5 separate regions of the Mus musculus genome follow, and regions 2, 3, 4 and 5 are each linked to region 1. The links are chromatin loops, found by intact Hi-C in ENCODE. Cell type or tissue: left cerebral cortex. All regions are shown on one strand. Each heading gives the region's core, and the rest is flanking DNA. Links, peaks and the distances in the headings are about the cores only.

Region 1 (6,014 bases), core at 487-5,486:
TGTGGGTGTCAGGCGACTCCGCTGGCAAGGTAGCCCGGGGCTCGAGTGGAGCGGAAGGGGTTTGTGCCCCAGATCAAGCCCGGGTAGCCTGCTTCCCTATGTACCGCAGACTCAGGTTCTGCGCGATTGGATTGGGGCAGGCGCTGTGTTCCACTCACCAGAGGTCTTAGGATCCCGTGGGGAATCCTGTGTGGGCCCTTGCGGGTGTCGGGCGCCTCTGCTGGCAAGGTACCTCGGGGCTCAAGTGGAGCGGAAGGGGCTTGTGCCCCAGGTCAGGCCCGGGTAGTCCATTCATTGAATTTTTAAAAACTGAGTATGCATCAGCATTTGTCTGCATGTCTGTCTGCACCACATTCATGCCTGGTGCCCATAGAGACCAGAAGAGGGCATTGGAACCTCTGGAATTGGCATTACAGATGGTCATTAGCTGCCATGTGGGTTCTGGGAATCAACCCGGGTTCTCTGGAAAAGCAGCTGATGCCCTTAACCATTCATCCACATCTTCAGCCCCAAAATTCAAAGGGGTCAAACCTGGTTATGTCTCTGACCCTGATGCCCTTCATGGTAACTGTCCCTACTCTGCCTCTGGTGGCTAAGCACTGCTATAGTGTCTAGACCTAATCAAATCCTATAAAGCCAAGTAGTCCATTTCAGTTGTAGCAGCTCCTACCCTTGGTCTCAACTTAAAAAAACCCTGGCAACAGACAGATCCAATGCAGTATGCAGACAGCAGCAGTGAGTGAACTGCTGTCACTAAACTGCTTAAAGGGCAGCCCTGGGGAACTATGGGAAAGGGAAATCCTTCCATTGTCAGAGCGTGGAGTGGACTTGTGAAATACATCTTATCTAGAAAGAGAATGCCCTGCAAAGCGGATTTAAACCGATCCATCAACAATGGCTGGTGGTTTGGATGGGGAAACTTGAAAGAATTAACTGACGAGTTTGTGGGGAAACAGTCTATGAATACTTGTAACGGGTCCAGGAGGAACAAATCCGTTTGTTCCATGAAAATGCTCTCTTAAGTATCCACAGTGTGGAAGTCTCTCTAACAGGGAACGAAGTGTCTTGTTCTGTGAGTTGTGGTCTTCTTCCTGGTCACCTGATATTTTCTCAGTGAGATTATGTGCATTTGAGATTAACACTTACAGGTTCCCTGACATGGACATCCTTATATTCATGTTGACCTGGCCACATCTCTGCTGAGAACTCAGCATACTTGGAGCAGTAACTAACCTTGAGTCTTCAATACAGCACTAGAGCCTAAAAGTGCCACTCTCAACCCGCGCCCAGGAGGCCAATTGTGTTGGATTCTTTATCACAGAGGACACAGCTTGGTTACTGGAGTAGACGTCCATTTGTATATAGATTTCTCCCCTTCTCTGTCCATTATCCTGTGAAGAACATCACATGCCGACTTAATAAATGCCTGATTCGTGGTCAGTAGCACACAAATTTCTCTTTGACTTCCTTCTTCCCTTCCTTTTTTTTCTTCCTTATTCATATGTTTCTCCCAACGTACTGGAGGCTGCTCAAAGACCACCAGAATACCCACAGGTTGAAGTGAGAAAGCAATAACTCAAGTTGATCTTTTTCATAGCCCATGTCCTTGCATGTAACTGAAATCTAGCTTCTTAGATTTGTTTTTTATTTTAGTTGTGGTGTGTGTGTGTGTGTGTGTGTGTGTGTAAAAGCATGCAGGTACCAACAGAGGCCAGGAGAGGGCACCAGATACACTGGAGCTAGAGTTGAGAGCCACCCAATGTAGGTTCTAGGAACAGAACCCAGGCCCTCTGGAAGAGCACAGTGGCTCTTAACTGCTGAGCCATCGCTCCAGCCCCACAACTGAAATTTTAATAGGCCATGATAAAATTTCCATCTTAACTTTCATCACTTCTAACTCCACCATATCCCGTATTTATTTATTGCCCCTCAACCTGTCACTTATTAACGGAGCAATGCACCCTTATCATCTCGGAAATACTTCGGGGAACAGCTATGTTATGTGTCCCCTCGTTAGTATATAAACTCTTCTGTGTCAAAGGCTTTGGCATTCTTATTTCTATATTCCTGAGATCAGTATAAGCACTGACATCAGTGTTTAGCAAATAATAACTTAAGGCAATAAATAAGTACTCACTGAACGAATGATAGACACCAAAAAACATTTGGTTTGTGGATGAGGAAAAACAAGGCTCTGGCATTGCCTCTGACAGACATTCTGACACAGGTGGTCTCATGTCATTACTCTTACAGGTTGGCACATTGGAAAACTGAATGGTCATGATTCGAGCCTTGGGTCAGGAGAGGAGGAGGTCACATAGTGTAGCTTGAGTGACGAAGTGGAGCTGACTGACTGAATACACTTGGGGTGAGGCAGCCCCAGCAACCAATGAGATCAGTTGTAAGATGTAGCTCTCTAGACTGATGCTACCCCCTCTGTACTCATAGGCACCCCTTTGCATTCATGGGCACCCCCCTCTGCACTCATGGGCACCCCCTCTGTACTCATGGGCACCCCCCTCTGAACTCATAGGCACCCACTCTGTACTCATAGGCACCCCCTCTGTACTCATGGGCATGCTTTCTTTCAGTCTGGCATGAGGGAGACTGTCTCAGAGATGAGGAGAGGTTGGGAGCGTAGCAGTTTTGGGTGTTTTCCTCTCATGAGGCAGACTCCTACTCCGGCTTTGGCCTACAGCCTCTTTCCATCTGTGCCAAGGATAGAGCAGGCTTGGCTGTATCTAAAAGCCAAAAATAAACCCTGGCGCCAACATTGTCTGTGAGGGGCAGGTGTCTTGGAAGTACTGTTCGACTTCTGAGAGCAACGAATCCTCTATTAGACCTTTTCAAGAGAGGGTTGGGCCCAGGTGGTAGCCGGGAAGGTTGCTTTCCTGTCGTGGGTCCTTGAAGTCATCCCAGCCGAACCATCCTCACCCTCAAACACGGCACATCCCTATCGTGGCTTTCCTGGGTTTCTTCACCATCTCCTGCCCAGTAAAGATTCCCAGGACCACCACCTTTTGACTCAAGGATTCCAAAGTTTTTCAAAATACATAACACAGAGCAACTGCTGTACCTGGGAACAGGCAGTGGGATTTTGAGGCCCTAGGGCAAGGTTCCTATTCCTATTGCTTAAGCCCCTGCCACTGTGCCTCCGTGCTCCTGTAGGTGCCTGTCTAGAAACAAATAGATGGAAAACTCCTTCTACCTCTTTTGTTCATTTTTCAATCAAAAGGAAGTTGGTATGGGTGACTGTGTTCACAGCCCTCTTTTGCAGCATCGAAATTGTTCAAATGTATTCTCCCATAAACTCATATATAGAGCCCCTGAAGCCAAGCAGAAATGGTTGAATTAGAGGCAGAGAGGAGTATGTGGATGAGCCTCACCCACTCTGTTTCATCTTGGTCTCTCCCCTGGGAGCCTGCATGAGTTATAACAATCTGTCATGGCTTGGAGCGGTGTGAGGCCCACAGAGCCCTGGCAGGATGAAACATTATTGAACTTAAGAGGGGGAGGCCAAGGTGAGCATCCAAGCCTGCGTTTACCTACATGTGAGTGGCTGAGTGACCGAGTGGCTGAGGTTTATATCAGATCACCTCAGCTGAGGACCTTCAGGACCATAAACTAAGGCAAAGCTGGAGACCGTGAGCAGTTTGACTTGGCCTAAAAAAAGACCTAAATATTTTCATTGTGAGAGTCTGTTGTTGACTGCAGTAGGGAGAACCATAAAGGAGGAAGATAATGGATGCTTGAAATACAGTCTAGGAAGCTTGGGCATGATCCAACAGGCCACAGGGAGCCACTGAAATGCTTGCAAGAGCAGCCCAAAGCGTCTCTGCTAACAGAGAATCTGCTCTAAAGAGTTGCGTGTCTGAACTGTTAAAACCTTTAGCAGGCACTCCATGCTGCGTCCTGCAGGCTGCCTGTACATTCTGCCTAGTGCTTTCGCACCCATCTCTCACCATCCAGGATGAGTCCATCCACCAGCCTGATATCCCTGTGAGCCTCCTGAAACACAAACCTGGCGTGCCGTGGCACCTTCTCCTCCAACTCCCTCACTGGATTTTCATGGAATATACTCAACACTCTTACAATGCATGCTGAGGATGTTGCTCCGTTGGTAGAATGTGTGCCTAGCTTGCATGGAGCTCTGAATTGGATCGCTAGCTCTGTAGTACACTCCTATAATCTCAGCACTCTGGAGGGGGAGACAGGAAGAACAGAAGTTTATGGTCATCCTTGGCTGTAAGAGGAGTTGAAGGCCAGCTTGGGGTACTTGAGACCCTGTCTAAAAGAGAAAAGAAGGAGGGATGAAGGAAAGACAGACCTAAGCTTGCTTTTCCCACATTACCTTATGGATTTCCCCCTAGCTTTGCCCTTCATTACACTTGGTGGTTAATAGTGTTAACGTGACAAGATCTAAGATCATCTAAGGAGATAAGCCTTTGACTATGTCTATGATAAAAGACCCACCCTGAATGTCCATGACACCATTCTATGGGTCCCAGACGGAATGCGTAGGAGAAACTGAGCTGAGCTGAGCATCTCTGTTCTGCTTTCTCTCAGAGGGGACACACCCGCCAGCTGCCTCTTTCTCCCTGTCGTGGCTTTAGCTGCATCTTCTCAAGGCTGTAATCCAAAAGTTACCCTCCTCAGGTCGCTTTGTCAGGCTCTTGATCACAGCAATGGAGAGTGCAGCTAACACGCTACGCCGGATGCTTCTACTATCCCCACCCCTGGCTGGCCCAAGCCAGAGCTAACACGCTACGCTACACCGGATGCTTCTACTATCCCCACCCCTGGCCCAAGCTGCACCTGCACCTGGTTTTCTCCCCCTCTTCAGAGCCTTCCCTTTCTCTGAGCCGATGCGGAAGACCTACATTTTTAAAATGACAATGCAGTTCTAATCTCATACCCCTTCCAAAATGCTCTTTGGGACTTCCCAATGAAACTGTCTCCTGAGGCAACACATTTGCATGTGATGTATCTCCTCTGGTGCTTATCTGGCTGCCTACTATACAAGCTATTTATAAACGCCTGCTTCTCCCAGCATGCTGCGTGCTCACAGAAAGCAAACACAGAATTAACAAAATAAGAACTTGATGAATTTCCCACACTTGTTAGCTGAGTTTATGGAACTTTTTTCTTAAATGATTCTACAAATGTTCAAAAACCACGAACAACTGCCATGAGGCCAGGGTGTGCTGGTCTCTCTTTCAAGTTCCACACAATGCCCCCACACTCTATTAAGGGAGGTCAGCACTAGATAAGAAACGCCCCCCAAGACACCCCTCCCAGTCCAGCGGCCAGGCTGGCAGTTTGAAGAAAGGCCTGGTGTGTCAACATTAAAACACCAGGACTTTATCCACCATGACCGACACTGCACCCTTTACTGCTGCTCTGGCCCTGGTATAGGAGGCTGAAGCTGCTTAGCCTGTGAAGACTTCGGAGAAAAAGGCATTTTACCATGGAAGCAAGTCCAAAGAGCAGCTATCCGCAATCACTGATTGAGCAATGCTATAGCCAGCCTCTGGGCTAAGGACTGTGAGTGCAGAGTTAGGAATGATGGCCAAGAGGGGACAGTCTGCAGCTAAAATAAGCCTGTGTTCTTTAGCCTACATCTGACAAAACTTAAAATACCTGCTTTAGAGGAACAGAAGAATTGGAGAGTGCACTGGCTTGGTTTGGGAGTCAACTTGACATAAGCTGGAGTCATCAGAAAGGAAGGTGCCTCAGCTGAGCAAATGCCTCCATGAGATCCAGCTGTGAGGCATTTTCTCAATTAGTGATCGATGCAAGAGGGCCCAGCCCACTGTGGGTGGGGGCCACTCCTGGGCAGGTGGTGCTAGGTTCTATAAGAAAGCAGACTGAGCAAGCCATGGGAAACAAGGTAGCAAGCAGCCCTCCTCTGTTGATTCTGATCAGCTCCTGCCTCCAGGTTCTTGCCCTGTGTGAGTTCCTCTCCTGACTTCCTTTGGTGATAAACAGTGATGTGGAAGTATAAGCTGGATAAA
Region 2 (6,014 bases), core at 283-5,282, 1.4 Mb before region 1:
TGTGTGTGTGTGTGTGTGTGTGTGTGTAGTAAGAAGAGATTGTGGAGTTGAAAGGGAATGGGGAGACATGAAGGACTTGGAGGCATAGAGGGAAGGTTGAAAATATTGCAAACATAGTATTCATGCATGAACTTCTCAAAATATTAAAAATGTAAACAAAAAGCATAACTCAAAAAGCATAACCCCCTATGTTTCAGCCAGTGGCAGGGTTGTGTAGTAAGACGTACATTATTAGGACCAGAGATCGCGGTCCAAATGGTCATTGTCTCTGTTGCTAATCAACTCTGTGCCTTGTGCACATTTCCTAGTCTATCTGACATCAACAGCAGCTATCTCATTGCATGCAGTTTTGTGTGTGTGATTACTAATTTACAAGGCATGTAGGAAGTAGTTAGTAAATTATCTCTATGTTAATGATTTTTTTTGATATTACTAGAAGTCTGTTGATGAGGTGCTAGGAAGTTTTAATCAAATAATCTTTTTTTTTAAATGGGGAAATACAAATAGCATTATATTTATTATCTCAATGCCATTTGCAGGGATAGTTTGGTATTGTTTTCATACTGTTGCGCAGCCAATTTCTAGACTGTTTCGTTCTGTGAGGTGGAAATCTTTCTCCTCTCTTGGAGACTGGCATTATATACTGCATGTTTCTACAAGGTAGCCTTTTTCCCAATATGAATATGGATTTTATCTGCAATGAGATCTGGAGCTTTAACTGCTCCTTCGGTAAGTCCTTTTGATGTGGGCTTTCTCTACAGGACCCCATTCGTTCTGGCATCCGTGACAATGAGGCAGCGAGTTTCCCTAAGTTGGGACTTCCGTGATTTCAAGATTAAATTGTGAGACTCAGATCCCCAATTCTATCCTCACCTGAGGATAACAGCCGGGTCACACGGGCTCTCGCATGAAGGTGTGGATTCTGACCTGTAAGTGACACCCAAACTCCTGGATTCATCTTTAGTTCAGTATCAAACCCACCCATGCTTCCCTGGTACTTTAAACTGAATAGTTTCCTTCCTGAGGCCCACTTTTCATTCTGTCTTTCTTATCAATGGTGCTTCCATATCTCCAACTTTGTTTTCGTTAATTGTTCATTTTTTAAAAGACTCATTTATCTTTTGTGCATAAGTGCTTTCCCCACTTTTATGCCCGCACACTATGTGTGTGCCTGGTGCCCCTGGTGCCAGGGATGGCATCAGGCCCCATGGAGCTAGAGTTACAGGTGATTGTGAGGTGCCATGCAGGGAACCAAACTTAAGTTCTCTCCAGCTCCTCATTATCTTGGGGATCATATTTTGTTCTGTGCCCCGCCCCCTTCACCTCCCTCCAACCTTCTGACTACAGCCAAGGCCACTTAAGTCTAACTCATGGCTCTCCTGTCTTCCAGTTTCTTCGATTGTCACTGTTGATCAGGTTTTCTTCACTGCTCATCAAGCCTTCATGGCATTGAGGTATCCCAGGGAATTGGGGAACACGAAGTTCTGTCTTCTCTTGTGTGTTGTTACCAGGTCAAGTCTGAAAAACTGATCTCCGATCCTGTCGTTGCTCAAACCTTCAACATCTCCCAGTTCTGCATTAGCTATAGAAGCTCATAGCTCAGACACATCATCAGTTTGGCCCTGAATTTGTCTCCCAGCCTTCTCAGGTACATTAGCTACCTAGTACTTCATGACAAATCTCCTCAGAAACTCTGTGGCTTGAAACTAGACATTTGCTATATTTTTCTGGGTGGGGAATTTATACAGGGTTCCACTGGGTTCTCCGTGCTCTCTTTTAAGACTATGCTCAAGGTGTCAGGTCGGAACAGAGTCAACACAAGGTGTGACAATGGGTTCTACCTCCAAGCTTGCCCAGAGGTTGTTGACAGGATGTAGGCGCTGTGGCCATATTACATTTCTTGCCCACTATTCCATGGTTAACCACCATCACGTATGTCTGTGCACCATTTGTGTCTGGTGCCTTGATGTAAAGGCCTCCCGCTCTGTTTCCCTCTAAGCTTTACCTAGGCAATTCTGCCTAAATGCCCTCTCCACCTCCCTAGCTGGCTCTGATAAGCATGACTCAAATGCCACCCATTATTCCTGCAGAGCAGGGGTTTTTCTTTTTTTCACCAGAGTTAGAGATAATTGCCCACTTTGGAATCCTGGGAAGCTCCCCGAGCCTTTGGCTGTTGTCATTCTCCGCTCTGTAGGAAACTAGTTTGTGGAAGTGTACTCGCAGTTCTCAGCAGACCCAGCTCCTGGAGGGTAGAATCACACCCCGTAGACTTTGGAGTCTCTTTTGGCCTTAGGTTGCCTGGAACACAGTGAGCAGTCAAACGTTTGTTGAAGTGCAAAAAAACGGATGCTGTTGGAAGGGCAGCGGCAGAGAAAGGAAACCCCGTGCTTCCCAGACAGCCCTACGCAGCCTCAGCTGAGTTAAACCAGAACAGCTGCCTTCCTGTGACTTTAGGGAGTATTGAGGGACTGGGCTTCAGGGACTGTGGGCTGCTGGGGGCCAGAAGCCGCAGATATCTGAGGTCTGTACAGGAACTTAGGAAGACTGGCAGCAGCGAATCTTATTTTTACTCTCCCATTTAAAGAAATATTGCTCTTGGGCTTAGTGAAGCCAGTGCTGGCATTTCAAGCTCGGAAAACTCGTTATAAAGAGGGTATTTTTATGAACCTTTTGAAGATTAATTTTTTTAAAAACCAGAATATCTAGAAGGAAACTCACTAACCTGTTATTCAAATTTAGGTGTGATGGAACACACTGAGGCTCATTCTACCACGTTATTCTGCTACTGTTTATTGGGTACTCAATACATGTACACGCTTGTGAGAACATTGAAGATTTTATAAAGTATAAGGCATGACTGCTGTCTTTCGAAAGCTCTCACCCAGAACTGAATTTTGAGCGAGTGGATTGGGAAGTACAGAGTTTCCGTTCAGAGCAGTGGCTCATCCTCTTCAGGTTCACCCTCCACACACACCCAAAGCTCCCCTCCCGACATCTGCGTGTGGGGACATAGTGACAGTTATGTGACTCACTGGGAAGAGTTCTTTAGAGGAGGTAGACGTTATAGAAAAGGTAGGACTTTCGAGTTTTAGAAGGGAATATTATGACTCTGCCAATGTCCAGCAGTGCCTCACTGTCTCATTCTGAACAAGATATATGTATGTATATTATACGTGTATGTTATGTGTATTATATGTATGTGTATTTATATGTATATAAAATGTCGACTATGTATCTTCAACATTATAGGTGAGGAAGAGCAGAGTACATCCATATACCTGAAACCACATTAAAGTTAAATCAGGAAATACCAGGTTTGCAATCAAAAGAGTAAGTCAGAGTGAATGTTTACTCTAATAAACTGCATTCCTGTAATAAATTCCTATGTGACTAAATGAGATAGATTCCCGCTCTCTGGAAACAACAGCAAACTCTCTCCAGATGGGGAAGCTGAAGTGTCCCAAAGTCTCTTCTCTTCTTGCTGTATGGGCTTTGGTAAAGCTAACTGCAGGGCCTTACGTCTACCTCGGTTATGCTTCATCCTGTAACTTGGGGAGATCATCTCAGGCCCCTGACAGTCTCTGTGTTTTCTATTTTCAGCTTCATTTGTTGTGTTCTACATTGATAAACACCTTCCTGGGTTTTGACTGATTTAGTGTTTAAAATGTTGACTAAGAGAGGGCAAAGGCCAGCAGGCTAAGGCAGGCAGTCTGGGAACAGGCATATTGTACAGTTCTCAGTAGGGCGAGGTGCAAACACCTCTGGTAAGTACAGAGATGTGGGTACCATAACTTCTACTGAGTGGGCAGGACAAGCTAATGTGGCCACTTTCCAGTGTTGTATGAGGCCCTGAGCTGCAACAGAGTCTCACATCTATGAGGCTTTCTAAAAATGTGTTTGTAAGGCCAGCCTCTGTCTGCCTGCCTCCTTACCTTCTCTCCCTTCCTTTTTTTTTCTTTTTGGTTTTGGGTTTTCAAGACAGGTATTCTTTTTGTAGCCCTGGATAGACTGAAACTAGCTCTGTAGAGCAGGTTGGCATCAAACTTAGAGATCCGCCTGCCTCTGCCTCCTGAGTGCTAGGATCAAAGGCGTCATGCTCCACTACCATCCAGCTCTTGAGGCCTTTCTTATTTGGCCTTCACATCAGCCTTATGAGAGCATGTGCAGAGCGTGTGCAGAGTGTGTGCAGAGCATGTGCAGAGTGTGTGCAGAGTGTGTGCAGTGTGTGCAGAGTGTGTGCAGAGCGTATGCAGAGCGTGTGCAGAGCATGTGCAGAGCGTGTGCAGAGTGTAGGCAGAGTATGTATGGAGCACATACAAAGTGTATGCTATTCTGATGATCATGATCATAAACTGCTAATGGATCCAAGGGATAAACTGCAGCTCTCAGAAGACGAAGCAGGAGTTCTGGGTGCCAACCCTCTTCTGACTTAACTGTTCACTCGCTTGGTAACAACAACAACAACAACAACAACAACAACAACAACAACAACACCAATACCCATTTCATTGACCACTAACACTGCTATTTTTCCTTTCTGTCATTCCTTATACTTGTGAACCTGGTTAGTTTTATCTTCCCTCCTAGACTCTGCTCTGTGAGAACAGGGACCATGCTAGGCCATCCCTGTCTGCTTATGACCTTGCATACATGCTCAGTGAACAAGTTCATACGTGGCATCTTTCTTGTTTTATCAGGGCTGGGCTTTTACATTGCTCCCTTCCACTAAACACTGGATAACTGCAGCAATACAGTTGCGTATGCCATCTTTTCTTGATACAGAACTTGAGACGCGCTAGGCGCACCCTGTTTTTCCTTATACACTCCTCGACCACAGGTATGGGTTGAGATCATCCTATCAGCCTTGAGAATAGAGAGATTCTTTATCTTGCTCAAAACCACACAGGCATTTTCAGGGGCAGCTGCTAATAGATTCTATGGTTTTTTTTTTTTTTTTTTTTTTTTTTTTTTTTTAAGTTCAGCCCATTGCTGAGGATGCTAAATCCCACTAAAGCTATCAGGCACCAGAGCCTTATGGCTGCTTTTCAAGGGTCTACAATGCTCCCAAATTGATTCATGGAAATGGCTGCAGGATTGTGGGAAAGCAGCTGGTACTTCCCAGCAGAATTAGCTGCAGCCAGTTTAGTCACTGGCTGAAAGGCGGCAGGAAATCTCCTACAAAAGGCAACCACACTCCCTGTAATAGAACAGCCAGCAAACGTGTTGCCAAGGAGCCGCAGGTGCCGGGCTGGTTTAGGGAGATCAGGGCAGACAAGAATGTGAGAGGTTTTATTGTTAGATTCTACTCTCTGATGTGGCCGCTCTGTTACGGATGGGTCAGATACTTTGACAAGAATGCAATTGATTTGTCAATGAAGTTAAAGGAGTCTTTAGTTGTCACCAAACCTCAAGCCACACTCAGACAGCTGTGGTGCCATTCTTTGGCAGGCTTGAGGTCAGCAACCAGCTACTGGCCTTCATTCTGACAGGCCAGGAAATGCCCCATGCCACAGGGCTGGGGGACAGCCTGGCCAAGGGGTGTCAGACTCAGGTCTATTTATTTAATACTATACTATCACATTAAGTAGTTTCAAAAGAATTACAGGGTCGAGAAAAGGGCACAAACATGATGGATGTAATTTCTTTGAACCTGATCCTTTATTTCTTCAGAAAGCTTGTATGCACTCATTTCTTACAAATAAGTGCTTTTCCCAGTGTGTCAATCAACTAACCAGCAACAGAAAATTAATTTAGGTGCACTACTGTCCTCAGACCCGAGTCAGAGTGTTGCAACAGCATCCTTTATGGCTAAAGGTTTGGGTTTGAAACTCATGCTTCCTGAGCGGGTGTTTAGGTAACGGCACCCCATCTTTTCTAGCCTGTCACCTTTCTTTACCGACTATGAAGATGACTAGCAAGTATCTCTCCTTTTAGCCTGGCCTGCTCTTCCCTCGACAGGTATTTGCTGTGCATCTTTGAAAGGAGAAGGAATGACCTGGAAGTCATGCTGTGCT
Region 3 (6,014 bases), core at 564-5,563, 1.2 Mb before region 1:
TAAAAGATTAGGAGAATGCCTTCAGATGTTGACAACACTACCGCCATTCCTCCAGGCCTCTCCTGACACTCTTTGGTGGCTCCAATCCAGGTCTACTATCTTCCCTCTCAAGCCTCTGTCTCCTAACTTCCCTGGTGGTCTAGTGGTTAGGATTCGGCGCTCTCACCGCCGCGGCCCGGGTTCGATTCCCGGTCAGGGAAATACTGTTTTTTCTCTCACAATTTTCTAAAAAAAGTACTTAATAATCACTCGAGAAAAAACAAAAAACAAAAACAAAACAAAAAAACCGCTGGCTCTAATGCTTTGCGCATGCCCCGAGAGTGCTCTACCGCTGAACTACATCCCTAGCTCAATTTTCTTAAACAAAATGGGGAAAGGGAATTTCACAAATAGGAAGCACTCAGCTGATAGATGTTTCAGGTCTTGACTTTAGTAATCTTGCTTTGGGGACTTCAGGGAATTCTTCCACATTCAAACTACTCCCCTTGCCCACCAATCCTAACACTGCCTCCCCTTACCCTCATTTCCTCCCTACTCACCCCAGGCAAAGCCTCAAGGGAAAAAAAAAAAAAAACAGACGAAATCCCTTAATTACCCGGGGCTTCTTGGCAGCCTTAAATTGAAGACTGGCGGGACTGGGAGTGGAACGTGGGAGGCGTGGGGGGGGGGGGCGGGACCTTAAGCATGGCGGGGGGCCGACGGAACTGCCCTCCCTGGGGACCTCGGCCGCGCATAGCATTGTGGAAGTTGTAGTTTTTACGGGTCTGAGTTTCCAGATCGGACGAAGTCTCAGGACTCACTTTCCCGTGCTCCTGTGCGCAGACTTAATTGGAGCAGGTCCGTGGGAGGTCAGGAGATTGCGTGGGGAGCTTGGTTATAAAATGTGGACCCGAATCCCGGGTGTCCGAGGAACTTCTGCTTTTGCGGCCTCCCCTTCACACGGTTTGAAGTGCAAGTTTCAGGTCCAAGTAACTGCCCTGACTGAGCCTGCATGCAGTAGGGGCGGCCGGCAGACGCTAGGCTTAAACTACTAGACAATCTTTCTGCTCCCACCCCTTTCTCTCCACCTCCGGCCTGACTGTCGCTGGGTCGCCCCGCTAGAGTCGCTTGTTCTGAGAGCTTGGATGCACTTGCCCTCCAGTTCCCGCGAACTTCTGAGTAGCTGCTGAGCCGCGTTGCCTGCGGAGCCCTCAGCTTCCACAGCCTCCATCATGCGCGTGTGGGTCCCCGTGGGTGTCCTGACCTCGCTGGCTTACTGCTTCCACCAGCGGCGGGTGGCCCTGGCCGAGCAGCGGGCTCCTAATGGCCAGCGTCCGGTGGACCGCAACCTACTGGAGCTGAAAATGGTGCAGGTGGTGTTTCGACACGGGGCACGGAGTCCGCTCAAGCCTCTCCCGCTGGAGGAGCAGGTGAGAGGCGGCCCACAGAGGGGTTCTTGGGGACACACTTTAGCGTCCCCCGTCGGGGCTCGGGCTGGGTCCAGACCAGAGGGAAACAACAGTAGACTGGCCCTCAGGCTGTGGCCTGGAGTCATCATCCCATGCTCATCCCAAACCACCGGTGTGGTGTGTAAGCCTTCCTGGCTAGGGCAGCCCCTGCCCCCCAAACTTTCAGTTGCTTGGTGTAGTGAAACTTTTCAAAGATGCATAAGAATGTCCCAGGCGGGGGTTCTTATTTAAATGCAGATTCTGATTCTGCGGATGTGGAGTTGGGTCACGTTTCGTAGTTCTGTGGTTGAACTTGAGTTCAAGGACCTTGTAAGTGCCTGGTTGTTAATAACAGAGATCATTGTACCAGGAGATACCTTTAGTGCTTCCGCAGTACAGAGCAAGCTGGCACCTTTGGAACCAGATCTTAATACAGATTTTTCTTGTGGGCTTGCCAGAGACCATTTGAGATCTTGTGAAGTCTTATTGCGGACAAGGACTGTATCTTGGGGTTCTTTAAGGTCAGGTTTAGAAATCTGGAAAGGATTTGTGGTAAGAAGGAGGGAAAGTTAATTAACTAATTTTGTGGCTATAAGTCAGGATAATTATGATTAAAGCACAAATAATTAGCTTTTTGTTTAAAAAATAACCCCTAACAGTATACAAGAAAAGGGCACCAGAAGTCCCTAACACCCCGGGTTGAATTTACCCATGGAGTCTGTATTTGTTCAGTTGCAAATACTCTTAATGGTCATTTCTGTTTTCCTGAAGGGCTGTGAGTTATAGTTTCAACCCAAGATCTGGTCTTTAAAGAGGGTTACACATGAAAAAGCCAAGCAACCAGGGCAGCTCTCACATAAATAAATATCTTTTAGCAGGTGTTTGTTTACCAGGTCTCCAGTTAGCCTGTTCCTATGGCTGTACTACTTTCTGTCTGGCACTGCAACCCACTCTACGCCTTTAACATTAGATCTCTCAGGTTGTCTTATCATTTTGTCTACACATGCCCACCTCTTTGCACCCCTCCTCTCTCTCTATTCTTATTAAAGAGTGTTAGAGAGATATATTTATGTTTTAGACAAAGTTAGCAGTAATAGCAGAGAATAAAAGTTTGTCTGGATCTAGACCCAGTGTATATAGACAGTGCAAATACCTATCAATACCAGCCTGTACTGGTGGATTCCAGTATAGAACTGGTGGATTCCAGTATAGAACTGGTGGATTCCAGTATAGAACTGGTGGATTCCAGTATAGGACTGGCTTCACTGACAAATTATCCCCATTCTTTGTTGAGGGGACTGGGAAGAAAACCAACCCCACTCAGTTCATTACTGGGAAGATATTCATTACATTACTCCTGCCTCTTTGAATTGGAAAAAAAAAAAAAAAAAAAAGGTTTAAATCCTTCCAGGGAGTGTGTGTGTACGTGTGTGAACCAGTTGGTGTGTGATGGGAATCTTACACCTTTATGGTGGAAGCTCCCAATAATCCCAGCTTCGTTAGCTTTTCTTCCTGTAGCTCCAAACTGTGGAGAATGTAGTTCCATGGCCTTGCTTTGTAGAATGAGCAGGACCGTTGCTTTAACGTCCCACTCATACACGGCAGACTGTAGGCTGCTACTTTAAATTTAAAAAAGACTTAGGGGTGTGTGGGTGTGTAGGCCAGAGAAGCTGGAAGAGGCCGTTGGCTCTCCTGGGACTGGAGTTACAGGTGGTTCTGCTCCTCGTGGCGGTGCTTTGGCTGCTGTCCCCAGAGCAAGCACGCTTAGCTGCGAGTTCTCTCGCCAGCCCTAGGCAGAAAGCACGTCTGGTTTTCTTGGATAAAGTTCTGTGAATAAAAGCCTGGGATGGAGCCAGCTCTGGTTGTGAGGAAATGCCATCAGCCTCCTGTGACTGACTCTAATATAATAGGATATATGAATATATGTTATATATCATGTGTGTGTGTATATATATATGTATATATATATATATGTATGTATGTATATATATGTATATATATGTATGTATATATATGTATATATGTGTGTGTATATATATGTATATATATGTGTATATATATATGTATATATATATGTGTGTGTGTGTGTGTGTGTGTATGTATATATATATATCTGAACCTGTTTCTGGATATTGTCTCTCAAGGTTTCTTTTCAAAATCCATGGTTATTGAGTTTTCTAGCCTTCCTTATTCTGCTCTTGTCAGAACAGACTACACAGCGACAATGATAAGACTAAAGTTACCTTTGCTACGATTTCTGATTTCTGACTGGTTTATAGACAGGCGTGCTGTCATCAGGTCAGTCTTCTCACGGGTCCTTACAAAGAGGCATTGTTCGAAACAATACAAGTTTGGCTGAATTGTTTTCTTATCGGTTTGGGTAACAGTTGATCTGTGCTTTGGAAATAAAATCATGGAACTTAGTTGAACATGTTTCTGGCCTTCAGAGTAGCTCCCAATTCACTTTCAAGCAAACTTTTGAACTCGACTTTAAACTTTCCCCCAGGCTTCTTCCAGACAGCGGCAAGGTGACCCCCGGTAGGGAGGTCTTTCAACTCTTATGAAGTTGAGCCTAGCCCAGTCCCTTGTTAAGTTCCTGTCTGCCTTTGACAGTGTGGTTGAGCTGGGAAGCCTGCTGTGTTGCTTAATTCCTGCCCAAAGCTCAGCCGAGGTGGATCTATGAAGGATGTGCCAGTTCCTCACTCCACTGGGTTCTAAACCCTGGCAGGATATTGAATTCTTCAGAGATAGTATGGGGGCTTGGAGCAATGGCTCAGCAGTTAAGAGCATTTACTGCTCTTGTAGAGGATGCTGCTTCAGTTCCCAGCACCTGCATGGCTTCTCTGAATGGAGCCCTTCAGTTCTAGGGGTTCCGCTGTACTCTGGGCTCTGTGGCCACCAGACACATGTGTGCTCAGATAGATGTGCATGCTGCCAAAACGTTCATACGTGTTAAAAAAAAATCATGCCTGGGTCTTCCTCCTAGAGATTCAGATTTAATTGGTACAGGGTATCTGAGCATTGCAAGAACACTTCTCCTCTGGTGCTTTAGAAGTATCTGGGCACTATAGCACTGAGAAGTGGACACCACACCCCATAAAATCCCAGATGCGATTAGCCTGGAATGAGGCTCAGAGTTCGGCAACTTAAAAATTCCTGTGATGCCTTATGTACAAGGCCATTCATTGCTTGTTTCCTGAGACCTTATCCTGGAAGGTCAGGAGATCTCTCTCTCTCTCTCTCTCTCTCTCTCTCTGTGTGTGTGTATGTATGTATGTATGTATGTGTGTGTATACATATATACATATATACATATAACATGGGATGTAACCAATCCATCCCACTGTGACGTTGCCTTCCTAGGGTTGTGATATGGTGGGATCTTTGTACTAAATTGAATGAACAGGGACAAACAGTCCCACAGAACCCATTGCTCTGACTACCGGAAACCTGTCCACTTCATTCCACTATCCCCTTATGATGCCCCGAGGGAGAAAATTTTCACTTTAGGGGTGGTATACTTCTCTTGAGCTTTGTCTTGCTTGTATCTTTGAACTTGTCTAGGCAAGTTCTAAAAGCCAGAGAGTGTAGTCCAGAATCTGTACCCCTTCACAATAGACATGCGCTGTTGGCCGTATGTAGTTTTTGTTAGCTTTCCATTCCTTTTGTCCTTACATTTGCTTCTTACTGTCTTTTCCCCCTTGCTGCGAATCAGTCACATTAAGTTATATTCTACGTATTGCTATCACCCAATTTTCTTTTAAGAGTTATTATTTTTCTTTTGTTGATGGTTGTGTGTGTGTTTGCCTTTGTGTAAATCTGTGCACCACAAGAGGTCCTGGTGATCTTGGCGGCCAGAGAGCCATTAGAGCCCCTAGAACTGGAGTTGCAGGAGGTTGTAAGCGTCCTTGTAGATGCTGGGAACTGAGTCCTTGTCTTCTGGAAGATCAGTAAGTGCTCTTAACCCCCGAGCCATCTCCCTACCCCCCCTAATTTTCTCATTAAAGATGATGTGTATATATTTATGTGACTGTATGAGGCAAAATTATCAAGCTGTCTCTCCCCTAACCCCAGCCTCTGAAACAAGATCTTGATTTGAAGCCTGGCCTTGGTATTGAACTCTTCTGGGGTGATATTCATGCCCAGGGGGCCGGAGCAGTGCCCAGCAGTCAAGAGCATTGACTGTTCTTGGAGAAGACTCTGCGTAAGTTCCCAGCACCCGCGTGGCTGCATTGGCCATTGGACTCCGAGTACTCTTCCCTCAGCCTCCTGTCACTGTGTCTGGTCTGAGTTCCCCTTTACTCACAGACTGGACAGCGTGTATGAATGGATATGTCATCCATGCTTGAAACTGTGAATCATGTGCTTAGACTCAACATGACCTGGTCATCAGGAGTTGCCCCTGGGAAGCACCATAGGTCCTCTGTTGGTAAATGTGCTTAGAGATTGCATCTACGGTGTCTGAGTGGCCCTGTGGACCTATGTGTTGGGTTCTGTGGCTTTAACCAGAATGGAGCCTTGGTCTAAGCTCTAAAAGGATTTACACTACAGTGAAGGAGAGAGATGGGACAGATCCAGATCAGACTT
Region 4 (6,014 bases), core at 394-5,393, 1.5 Mb before region 1:
AAAAATTAAAAAAGAAAGAAAATGTCTGTGAGAATTATGAATAAAATCATTAGAATAAAGAGTATGCTGTTAATTCTAAAAATTAATCTGGAGAAACAATTATGGATAACAACTTTGATGATCATAAATGAATTAATTGTAACAATGGCTTTGTTATGACTTTTTGATCACATTCAGTCCTAGTTACTCTCTTACCCCACTCTGACTCCACTGATCCTTCCAACTTCCCCTTTCTATACTTTCACGTCTTTTTTCTCCTCTGTGGCCCAATGAGTTTAATTGGCTTGCTTATAGAAGCATAGATAAGGGGTTATTTTCAGGATCATAGGAGACTTACTAGGTGCACCGAAGAAAATGACTTTTCTTCCTCCAGAAACCATTAATTGCTTGTAGATCCTCAGGGAGGGGTGCAGCCTTATGAGCACCCCTCCTTCCAAAATGGAATGCTGAGAGGACCAACATAGTGCACGTAATTACAGCTGCTGTGAGTTCCTGAGTGCACCGTCCATGTCATGCTGGAAGACAGTGTTCCATACTACTCTACTCAACTGTCTTCCACCTCGTCTTCTGTGATGGTCTCTGAGCCTTGGAGTAGGGTATGTGATAGAAATGTTCTCTGTAAGGCTGAGCACTCTATAGTCACTTGCTGCCACCTACTTAAAAAAAAAAAAAAGGTCCTTTGACCAAAGCTGCCATCAGAAATAATCCATAGGCATAAAACACAAATATCTAGAAGATGATTTGATGAGCACATATCCATTTAGCAAAACAATAGTAATAAATCCATTTATTAGTAATAACTCCCCACCCTCCATAGGACCTATGAACTTCCCAGCCATGGAATGTTGAACAGGGTTACATAACAGACATAAATTTCCAGCTGTGGAGTAGATTTGAAGTCCAATCATCAGAAGTGATTGGTTATACCCGTAACAACTATGCCACTATTACACCAGTGGGCACATCTTGCCTGGAAGATTGGTAGAATAGCATCATTGCTGCCCCCAAGCCTGCATAGCATCTTTAGCCATTATGAAAGCTACTCAGCAGGAAGTTCCAGCTTGATGTCTCCATGTCCTGAAACCAGAACTTATGGCACACGATTGTCTAAGTAAATCTGGCAACATGGAGCCAGGAAGAAAATATTTTGCTGATTTCCTAGCTAGGATGAAGATTAGCAGGGAGGGTTAGAGGGCTGTATGGCCCTTTTCTGGTTATCTGTGAAGTAGTTGCCTGGATCATTCAAAACAATATTTGCTTTGGGCTTTAGAAAATGTCATGATGTTTGATTTGGCATTAGATTAATTTTCCAGCTAAGACTTTTAGAGTTATTAAAATATTTTATTAGTGATGACTATATAAATGCCATATCTCTTTTCTTTCAATAAATATTTATTGAGTGCTTTCTTTCTATATATGCATTTGGTCTAAAATACAAATGCTAAAGAGTTAAACATGGTCCTTGTCCTCAAGAAATAATATACACACATAAACCACTATCACTTTAGAAAATAAGAGTTCTAAATGTCCATAAAGTGAATCTTGTCTGGTGTGTGTGTTGCAATATGAAGGCTCTTCTATAGTTGCAAAGTGGTCACCAAAGACTGAATAATGCCATATGCCATCCATATTTGGATTTGGGTTAGTCTCTGAGTGGACACAAGTTTGCTTCTATGTAAAGCCAGGATACTGTTTCTGCCTGTATTTCCCCACTCTTTAAAATTAATTACTTCAACTATTGATTAGTATTACTTCTTGATTGACAAACCATCACTGCGTATCCTTATAGAGTATGACATTATGCTTTGATTCGTCTATACACTATGCCATTATTAAACTGATCCAATTAACATTTTCATCTACTTCTCTATTACTTTTCCTGGTGCATCACTTGAAATCTACTCTTTTAGTTATTTTGAGATGGCCAACACCATACACTACTATAGACTGTACTCAAGCTACCGTGCAAGAGATCTTAAAACTTACTTCTGTTTCTGTTAAAGTTTCTACCTTTTGGTCATAGTCTAGATATAGAAACAACCTGAATTTCCATCAGTGGATGAGTGGATGATGAAGAAGATGTAGAATAAGTTGAGCATGGATGTGCACATCTGTAGCCCTAGCTACGCAGGAGGCAGAAGTGGAAAGTAACTTCCACCCATTGAGTTCAGCACCATCTTGGACAACATTGCAAGACACAGTCTCAAAAACAAAACAACCAAAACGGAAGATAAAATATAGATACAACAGAACACTACTTAGCCTTATGTGGGATGATAGCCCATCAATTATTATAACACAGATCACAATCTGGAAGCCATTGTACCAATGAAAATAAGTCAAGCACAAAAAGACAAGCATTGTACCAACTCACAATGTGGAATCTACCAAAATAGAACCCAGAAACAGAGAGGGAATGACAGTCACCTGAGGCTGGTAGGAGAAGAAAGGTGGGAAGGAGGAAATGTTGTGGTTTCTCTTTTGAAGCCAGACAGTTTCCTTCTCCAGACTCCTCCTGAAGGGCTCCTGACTGAATTCGGGACGTGGCTCTCAGTTACCGGACCAGAGAGACCAGCACAGCTCTCTGAGTGCATCATCTGCTGATGATTGGTAACCTGACCAAAAATAATTCTGTTTTAAAAAGCACAATTTATTGATTAAATTGTAAAGCAGAAAGGTGTGCTACTATCTATCTTGTGCTGTCGGGGACTGAAAGTCTAGTTCTTGTTAGACAGTTACAGTCAAGGGACATAGCTGGTGGTTGTGAGCAGGGACAGGATGAAAACAGAGCACTTACTAAGTACGTACAATATGACTGGTACCTTTATGTATGTCCTGCAAGATCTATAAAGTATCTCATTTGACTCCATTTCACAGATGGGAGTACACACGTGCACACACACACACACACACACACACACACACACACACACATACACACACACACACACGTGCACACACACAATTTTTAGATTATTATATTTTTGGATGCTGGATCTTTCATGTGCCAGATATAGATCAACCACCGATCTATATCCCCAGCTCTGGAGTAAACCTATCAATTTATTTATGCAAAGTCATTATGCTAAGAAGGGTGAGAACCAGGATTTCCGTCTAGACTTGAACTGTAAATGTGTGCTCCCCACTATGCGGTACCTGCCTTGAGAGGTGGAAGCAGAAGCAGGAGACCCAAGCCAATACCTCGAAACTTACTTCACTTTCTCTTCACAAAAAACCAAAACCAACCAACCAACCAAACAAACAAAAAACCAGGGGAGAAAAGAGCTCACAATGGAGTTGCAAACCAGGCATTCGTGGAAATGGCTTCTTTACCTCATTTTATTTTATTCATAGTTATTTCATGTGTAAGAGTGTTTTGTTTGCATGCATATATATGCATCATGTGCAAGCCTGGTACCTGCAGAGATCAGAAGGCGATGTTAGAGGAGTCACAGATGGTTGTGAATCTCCTGTAAGTGCTGCAAACCGAACCTGGTCCCTCTGCACGAGCGTCAAGTGTCCTTAACTGCCAAGTCATCTATCTAGGTCTTGAAATGAGAGGATTACAAGTAAGATGTCTTCTCTGAGGTTGGGGTGGAGATTTGCTCCTTCACATGTGCATTAAGGTAAACTGGAACCAGTCTGAAGAGCTCTTGGATAAAAGGAGCAGACTTGCCATCATTGTCAAATGTAGAAGAGCACAAAAGACCAAGACCCTCGTGTCACAGAGAAAGGAGAAAGGTTCCCAAATCATCGCCACATTGAGTCATTTCTATTTAGAGAAACACCAATGTTCCCCTTTAACCCTCCTACCTTGGCTAGGGTAATGTGAATCTCCGCAGGTCATTCCCACTGTCTCTGTCACCTTTATGTCTCCCTGTATAATTAGATCCAACCTTTTAAGAAGGAGGGCCCTGGCAGATATGTCTCCTGGTTTATGCATAACTCTGTTCTTTTAATGTTTCTCACTTGAAATTGATGCTTTTAAATTTCATTTTGGAGAGTCATTCCTGGGGTTGGAAATTTCCTGATAACAAAGCCAGTTGGCTTCTCTTTTGTTGACTGCTGAAGCATACTGGGAGATGAAATAGAGGGAGAATTGCATAGGATAGGTTGATAAGCAAACAGGTATTGGATAGATAAGTAGACAGGCAGATAGATAAATAGGAGGTGGCTTATTACAGGAAGCACAATTGGCTCAGGAGATGATAAAGGACAGAAACCTGGCAGAGTTCTCTAGTTCAAGGCCAAAGATCTGAGCTCTACAGGAGCTGATTGTACAACTCCTAGTCTCTGGCTGAGGGCCTGAGAGCAGAGCTGGGGTGCTGAGGAGGGGTGTGATGGGTGGGTTGGGGTGTGATGTGGTGTGATGGGGTGTGATGGATGGGATGGGGTAGGATGGGGTGGGATGAGGTGGGGTGGGGTGGAGTGTAGCTACGAGGGCCTAGAAGACTGCCCTGATAAGATGGCTATCTGAGGGTAATCGAGGGAAAGGACTCACCTCTTCTTTCTGTCTTTATTTTTCTACCCAGGCCTCGGGGATTAGATGATGCCCACCTGCACTGGGAAAGGCAGATCTTCCCAGCCTGTTTTTACCCAACAGATTTACCCTGTCTGTTGACACAAATGCTAATCTCTTCCCAGAAAACCTTTGTGAAGACACACCCAGGTCTGGGCATCCATCAGCTCAAATCAAGATGACATCACAGACATCAGTCTGGTTGGCCCCTTTGAGTCCTCTCCAGCTGCCTTTCAGAACATTACATCTCTAACATTATGATTCTCCATGCTGCCATTTCCTCTATTCTTGGAAACAGAATGGCTTTGGTCCCAAAGGGAACTTTTTTCTCCTGTGTGTTAGTCTTGTTTAATGATTTTCATAATGTCCCTAAACTAACCACTGGCATTGTCAGGTGGAGTTTGTGTTTATACCTACTTAGGAGATAATTAACTTAGCTTAAGAATAGGCTATCTCCAGCCCTAACTTTAACTCAAGAACGATAGAAAGAATAAGCACAATGCTATAATATAATGCTGAATATAGTCAATGAAAGAAGCTAGTGCCACAGTAGGGGAAGGTGGCTGATGCATTTCTTTTAATATAGTCATTTTCTGGTCTAGCAAATATCTATACTGCATTATCCTTGACAAACTTGTTTGGGTATTTGCAGTTAGTGTGATCATTTCTAGTTTTCTGGAAAAAAAAAATAGAAGGAAAAAGAACAAATGACCCGTTGTTCCTTTGGGGTGGTCCATTCTGTTCATGCCTATCTTTATGGACTTCATTAAACTGCATGATGCTTTTCAGCTAACTCGACAGGTACCTTCAATAAAACATAAGTCCCTTGAAGGCATATTAGTTAAAATGAATATTAATAAAACTCTGCTGACCCTTAATTAAGTAGGGTAAGAAATTTTGATACTAAAACATGAAGGGTCAAATTAATTAGATCAATGAAACAACCAGCTGGCATAGTTAGCCAGAGGGAAAGCACGTGCTACCCATCACTGCCTGACTGGGCAACTTCTGGTGGTGGTCACTGGCTCCTTCTTTCTTGCATTCATGTCCTGGTGGAATTTCCAGAGTAAAAGTAGCAATTCAGAAATCCCTTGGCTGGGAACATTCATTTATCACCACAGTTCAAGTAGACATTGTAAAAATATCTTGGGGATGCTACAAACATCTCGGGGATGCTACAGATGGTCCTTCCCTTCCCTTCTGCCATATCTACTGTTTCCCATGCTTTTTTTTCTCGGACCCCTTTCCTTCATTTTGGAACTTCTTCTCTTTCCTCAGCTAATAAGTACAATGTACCGCTCTTGTAAGTAGGAGGTCAGTGAGGGATATTAGCCAGTCTCCAAGTGTCTTACAGCCCGGTGCCACGCTGCTTCAGTTTGACTGTATTAGATACTAAAAAACTGCCTGTTACGATGAAAGAATAAGTACCATTTGTCTCACTCAGCACCACTAAGCAATGACTTGAACATCTTAGGGGATTAGACAACAAAATGTA
Region 5 (6,014 bases), core at 712-5,711, 1.5 Mb before region 1:
ACAGAGTCTATCACTTGGCCTGGGGATTTCTGATTAAGCCAGGTCAATAAGTCTTAGGATCCTCTTCCTAAGTGTCTGCCTTCCTAGTGCCGGGCTTACAGGCACCACCATGTGCTTGGGGGAGCAGACTCAGGTTCTTATGCTTGCAAAGCAAACGCTTTCCTGATTAAGTTCTTGCCCTAGTTCAACCCTGTTCTTCTTCCTCTTCCTCTTCCCTTTCCTCCTCTTCTCCTTCCTCTCCCTCCCCCATGTATGTATATATGTGACTCTGTGCACACATTAGGAGTCGACATGAGACATATTCTCTTCACCTTTCACCTCTTGAGACAATCTCACTGAACTTGGTGCTCGCCAGCTGGCTGATTGGCTGGCTCTCAAGCCCCAGGGGTTACAGGCACGTGCTATCACACCCAGTTGCATGTGGGTGTTGGGGGAATCTGAACTTGGGCACGCTGGGGCAGGCTGAGTCCCAGGCTATTATTCTTAGAGGACTGATGAGCCTGGCCTAATTTCAGGGGTCCTTAGGTGGAGAAGGGGAGACAAAAACGAGGGTGAGAGAATCAGGAGCACACAGAGGAAAGCACTCTGAGTGGCTGCTGGTGCCTTCGGAGGTAGGCTAAAAGCAGAGGATGTGAGCAGCTCCCAGAGGCTGCCCCTGAGCTTTCAGACAGGAGCAAAGGCTGAGGTGCTCTGTTATCTCAGTGAGAGTTTTACTTCAGACTCATAACCTGAACCCCAACATCCCCCTCTGATCCTGGGAAACATTTTGTTATGCAAAAACCAGCTGCATAGTCTGTAGAAATAAAACCCGTTCAACCTCTGGGGTCGAGCTCCTGGGTCCCCACACCTTGTATATTTTGGTTGCAATTGTCCTTCCTACAATTACTCAAGTCTGGCCTACAGCTGCACCTTGGCTGACATTCATGACAAGTAAAACTGCAGCCAGGGACAGTTGCCTTGAATTAAAAAGAAAAGAAAGGAAGAATGGGTCTTTTCCCTTTGCCATTTCATTTTATTTTGCCTCAAATAAACATATTGAATGTGTCAACATTTTCCTGGGGAAAATGTGGAAATGGAGGCAGGAAAACTTCATTGCCTATGGTGCAATTTAGTTAGTCTGTCAATCATGAAGGGCTTCAGTTCCCTCATCTTTGAAGAGGGAATAACGGCAAACAAGAGGGAGTCCCCAACTGCAGTCCCTAAGCCCCCGGAGGCTCCACGTAAAGTTACCATTCCTTGGAATCTTAGCCTCTAATATGGAAATAATAGTGACACATTCCATCATTGAGATGTTTGGGGGGATTTAATAAGATAATAATACAAGCTGTTAAGACAATTCTTCAGAAGCAAGCTTGAGGGCGATCTACATACAGTTCTACCACTAGATGGCACCATCAACACAGCCAGAGGATAAACGACTCTGAAGTCGGTCTCTGCATGAAGTAAGTTTCACAGTTCCAAAGAACTTGCCTTTTTCTTACTTTTTGTTTGTTTGTTTGTTTGTTTGTTTGTATGTGTTGGTTTTTTTCTGGTGTGGTGTTGGGGATCAACTCAGGGTCTCACATATGACACGAAAGTGCTCCTATACTTCCTGTAGAGTTTTAACTTTTTGATGTAAACTTTATTGTGGTCAGAACTTGTCTCAGGCTAAGTAAACTGTGCTGGGGAATGAGTGGAGGTTGGGTCTGGAAATCAAAACAGTCTTTTTGAAACACAAACCTAGTCATGTCCTTCCTGTACTTAAACCTCTCTGTGGCTTGCTATCAATGAGTCACTCATGGACCTGCTGCAAGGCACCTGGAAGGGCAGGAGGAGGAAGAGGAGGAAGAAGAGGAGGAGGAAGAGGAGGAAGAGGAGAGGGAGGAGGAGGGAGAGGAGAGGAGGAGGGGGCAGCGTGGGGGGTCAGGGGCAGCTTGGGTCTGTAGCATGGTGCATGGGGGGGGTGTTGCTCATCTCTTACTCCTGCCCATCTCTTGCCACTGATGTCTTTGTACTCAACTCTCAGCATCTGCGACCCGTTGGGGTCCCGATTCCCATTACCCTCCTTCTTACTGCCAAGCTTCTGCCTATGCAATGCCTCTACATTGAACCCTGACTCATGTCTTGAGGCCTCATTGAAGCTTTAGTTTCTCTTGAAAGTCTCCTCTGACCCTACTGTTCTCTTGTTCTCGATGGTTCATTTATGTGTCTGTCTCTCCCACCAGTGTCTGAGATTGCTGAGCACAGGAGATCCATCTTGCTCAATCTAGTTTATGAAGCCCTAGCAAAGGAGAGAACCTGGTGATGTGTGCGGTAAGAAGCTGAGTGTGAGCAGAGACAGGCCTTCTGGGTAGGTGAGATGTAGGAGTGGAGATGGAAAAGCAAGACATAGCACTGCAGGTTCTCAGGAGTCAGTCATTGGCTTCAACTGGGGCACAGGGGAAGTTTTCCCAGGTTTTCTTCTAGGTCCCGCAGAAGACCAGGGTGAGATTCTTCACATAAGTCCCAGGGAGACTCTCACACTGGGCTCAGGGTTGAGTGGTCCTGACAATGGCTTGCTTCTAAGGGTCATTTTGGATGACCTTCATGGTGTCTGAGGTTGACATTTCTAGCTGCTCACATACCTAAAGGGAATGGTCCTACCAGGGCTGCCCCTTAGTGAGGGAAAGCACCAGGCTTTATGAGAAATCGCTCTTACTGCATTTTCCTTCCAAGCCAGTCCCCCAGGCGTCTAAACAATGCCTCTCCAGGCAGCCTAGCACAGCTGTCATAAAATGCAAGTGAAATCGGTATCTATGGAAACGGGCTGGCTCCTAGCTCCCTTTTGCCCGGCTCACTCCCTGCCTGTGGCCAGGATAGGTCTAGACTTCAGGCCCTGCCCTCAGATGACAGGGCTGTGTCTGTGCCACACCATCCTCCCAGATCCACCTGCTTCTGACTTTCTCTTAACAGAGGCAGGGGAGCACCTGTGGGGAGGGCGAACTTGCTGGAGTCCAGACACAATGACTACGACAATGTGTCTGCACAGACACAGGGAGAGCTTGGTGGATATTAGCCCCGGTTTGACCATTGGAGCTTCCTTCACCTCTTGAGAAAGCCTGGACCATTACATGGTCAGCACGGTTTACTCCCCAACTCCTCTATCCACCCAATGGCTGGGTGTGATTTTTCTCTCTTCTGCCAAATTAATTATTCATTAGAGGTGCACATGTGATGTTGCCTGATTTAAGAGGTTGATTGATTGATTGATTGATTGATTTGGGTTTAAAATGAATGAAAACCAGCCTGCTTCAACATGGCAGAATGGCCCCAAATGGGAGCAAAGATAGAGTTTTCTTTTCCTCTTCAGCCCAGAGCTACTGATTTATTAAATCATGAAAAAAAAAATCTGCCCTCCCCAAGGACAATCTATCATCAAAATGCATTGCATGGGCTGGAGAGAGGTCAGCTCTTAAGGGCACTGGCTGCTCTTGCAGATGACCTGGGCTGGGTTCCTAGTCCCACATGGTTGCAGCCATCTGCAACTCTAGTTACAGGGGATTCAGTGCTATCTTCTGGCCTCCATAAGCCTCGGGTATGCCCCCAGTGCCCTGACATGCAGGTGAAGCACTCACACACATAACATAAAAATAAATCTATCTTAAAAAAAAAGATCCAACAGGTCACATTGGAGCATTGTAGGTAGTTATATATCTTATCTGTGGGTAAAACGGGCTGAAAAGGTAGCGGGAGTGAGGCGGTGCCATTTACAGAAGCCATTGAACAGCCAGAAATCTAAGGAACTCATTTCAGCATGCCATTACCTCCTGCCTGGGTAATCGAGCAAAGAATCAGCCTGGACCATTGGTGAGCCTTGACCACGAGGGGGTGCTGCTGTTCCGGCTTTAGAGCCTGAGAGCATCAGGGGAACTCTGTCACACCAGAATAATGGGCGTGGAAATGAAGGGACAGGGAACGGCAGGCAGGAAGATGGGGTGTGCGTGTGTAACTTTTTATTCGGTGGCCACAATTATTCTGGTCTTCTAATGTCCTTCTCACTATCCTGGTGGGGTTAGGTGACCCTCAGGGATGGTTGTTGCTGTTGTTGGTAGTGGTGGTGGTGGTTGTCGTCGTCGTCATCTTCCTCCTCCTCTCCCTCCTCCTTTTCCCTCCTCCTCCTCCCTCAAAAGCCCCTCTCATAACCGTGATCTTTGTCCTACCATCTGTTGGTCTCAGTCCCAAATGACCAAATCCAAATACGCTTCTCTACTACATTCCTTCCCTTTACCCCTCCCAGACCTGCTTGCATTTCTGCTGGGCCTGCAGAGCCCTGCTGTGCCCCTGCCTGAACCAGGGGTGATAAGAGCAGAAGGAAACGTAGTGGGTGTAAGTTAGCATTGTTCAGAATCGATTCTAAGAGTTACACCTGAGATTGTGTGAATTTGAGTCCCAAGCCTGCAAATCCCAGACAGACCTGCTTGCAGGAAGTCCCTGCTACTGTGGGTTCTAATGCTAAGGGAGGCAGTAGGGAGGAAGTCTCCTCTGCTGCTAGCTGGATAGCTGAACCAACAGAGACTTCAAGTTCTTGGGCAAGGCTCCATTCTTCCCTTGGCCTATTGTAAAGTCCAGAAGAGTGGAAAGTACCGGGGAACTTCTGTCCTAGGCCCGCAGCTGTATTTTCATATCCTCCAGATTAGAGTCTTCTAGGGAGACTGCAGTCGTGGCTTATCACCGTGCCTTAGTATTTTCTGTATTTCTGGGCTCTGTCGGCAATCTCAGAGCCCACTTTCTATCTACAGGGAATTTGGCTAATTCTTCTAAATCTTAGTTTTTTGACATTTGAGGTGGGGAATGACTGTTATGGGGACTTAATGAAATAATCTATGTAAAGAACTTGGCCCACAGACTGGCTTTTACTTGGTGACAGACACTTAGCCAGCATACAGTGAGGGTAGGGGCCGGGGAGATGGCTTAGTGGGTAAAGAGCTCACTTTGTAAGGGTAGAGATGTAAAGTTGGACATAGAAGTCTGTAATTACAGTGCTCCGGAGTCAAGATGGGAGGTGGGAACAGAATCCTTGGAAGTTTGAAAAGGAGCCAACACAGTGTAGGCAGCACTTCCACAGTGTGGAAGCTGAGGACTGATGCCTGAACTGGCCTTCTCTGACTTCCATGTGAGTATTGTATCACGCACATGCCTACGCTCATGTGTACCTCACATGTATGTGGGCATGTGAACGAATTCACCCACCCCAAGTATTTATAATTAAAAATTATTTCATGTACAAGTGTTTTGCCTGCACGTATAGTGCACCAAGTGCATCCCTGGTGTCTGTGGAGGTCAGAAGAGGGGGGGGGGTCCCTGGGAGCTGGAGCTAGAGATGGTTGTGAAGGCATCACATGGGTGCTGGGAGCCAAACCTGAGTCCTCTGCAAAAGGAGCGAGCGCTCCCAACTGCTGTGCCATCTCTCCGGCCCCAGAAAAACTTTTAAAAAATGCAGTGAGGATAATGCAAAGCCAGGTGTTTCACCTCTGCACTTTACCATTCTTGCTATAGGATCTCAGGAAAGCTGACGGGGTTCATGCGGCTTAGTTCCTTTCTGTATAAAATATAATTTAGGGTCTGGAGAGAGAGCTTGGGAGTAAAGACCGTGCTTAGCCTGCACAGGGCTTGGGGTTCAATCCGAAGCATCTCATTTAAACCAGGGGCTGGGAAGACAGAGCAGTCGTTAAGAAGGCTTGCTGCCTCATCCTGAGGACTGGAGTTTAGATCCCAGCACCCACGTGCTGCAGATGCTTGTAATGCTAGCTCCAGGGGATCCGACACCCTCTGTAGTGGTTTCAGTGAGGATGTGGATTCTTGGTTTCCAGTTAGTGAAACTGTTTGAGAAGTATTAGGAGGTGTGGCCTTGTTGAGGGAAGGTGTGTCTCGGGGGTGGGACTACAAGTTTCAAAAGCCCACAGAATCCCCAGTTGGCTCTCTCTATCTCATGCTTGTAGTTCATGATGTAAGCTCATAGCTGCTGCCCCAGTGGCATGCCAAGATGTCTGCTGCCA

Evidence for each region. Hi-C counts contacts between places; a loop is a spot of excess contacts. Peaks named below come from ENCODE experiments on the same cell type or tissue, not always from the same donor. Only the 100,000 strongest peaks of a DNase experiment are listed, where the experiment ranks them.
Region 2: a loop joins it to region 1, with 29 times the contacts of the local background. A loop is called at or near these places in 2 of 42 quality-filtered maps.
Region 3: a loop joins it to region 1, with 27 times the contacts of the local background. A loop is called at or near these places in 4 of 42 quality-filtered maps.
Region 4: it touches region 1 in a loop (38-fold over the local background); 8 of 42 quality-filtered maps call a loop at or near these places.
Region 5: a loop joins it to region 1, with 30 times the contacts of the local background. A loop is called at or near these places in 9 of 42 quality-filtered maps.

Annotation. Positions count from the first base shown.
Region 1 is chr3:98,401,973-98,407,986 of GRCm38, forward strand. The region is part of intron 1 of Zfp697 (zinc finger protein 697); the gene reads left to right. Among named protein-coding and RNA genes, the nearest start is that of Zfp697, 22 kb to the left of the region's middle. In left cerebral cortex, for the core only: no CTCF peak of the experiment used is centred there; DNase peaks (open chromatin) are centred at 2,706, 4,606 and 5,001; H3K27ac peaks cover 316 bases.
Region 2 is chr3:96,958,369-96,964,382 of GRCm38, forward strand. No RefSeq gene overlaps it. Among named protein-coding and RNA genes, the nearest start is that of Gja8, 35 kb to the left of the region's middle. In left cerebral cortex, for the core only: no CTCF peak of the experiment used is centred there; DNase peaks (open chromatin) are centred at 2,286 and 5,166.
Region 3 is chr3:97,157,957-97,163,970 of GRCm38, forward strand. Acp6 (acid phosphatase 6, lysophosphatidic) reads left to right here and starts at 821. Exons shown (of 10, transcript NM_019800.4): 1 at 821-1,409. The coding sequence starts at 1,212. It overlaps n-TEctc12 (a tRNA gene), which reads left to right and starts at 129; the gene lies at 129-200. In left cerebral cortex, for the core only: no CTCF peak of the experiment used is centred there; DNase peaks (open chromatin) are centred at 787 and 3,100; H3K4me3 peaks cover 1,403 bases; H3K27ac peaks cover 801 bases.
Region 4 is chr3:96,942,655-96,948,668 of GRCm38, forward strand. No RefSeq gene overlaps it. Among named protein-coding and RNA genes, the nearest start is that of Gja8, 20 kb to the left of the region's middle. In left cerebral cortex, for the core only: no CTCF peak of the experiment used is centred there; no DNase peak of the experiment used is centred there.
Region 5 is chr3:96,935,050-96,941,063 of GRCm38, forward strand. No RefSeq gene overlaps it. Among named protein-coding and RNA genes, the nearest start is that of Gja8, 12 kb to the left of the region's middle. In left cerebral cortex, for the core only: CTCF peaks have their summits at 1,384 (motif pointing right), 1,533 and 3,830 (motif pointing right); DNase peaks (open chromatin) are centred at 1,374, 2,355, 2,728 and 3,849; H3K4me3 peaks cover 330 bases.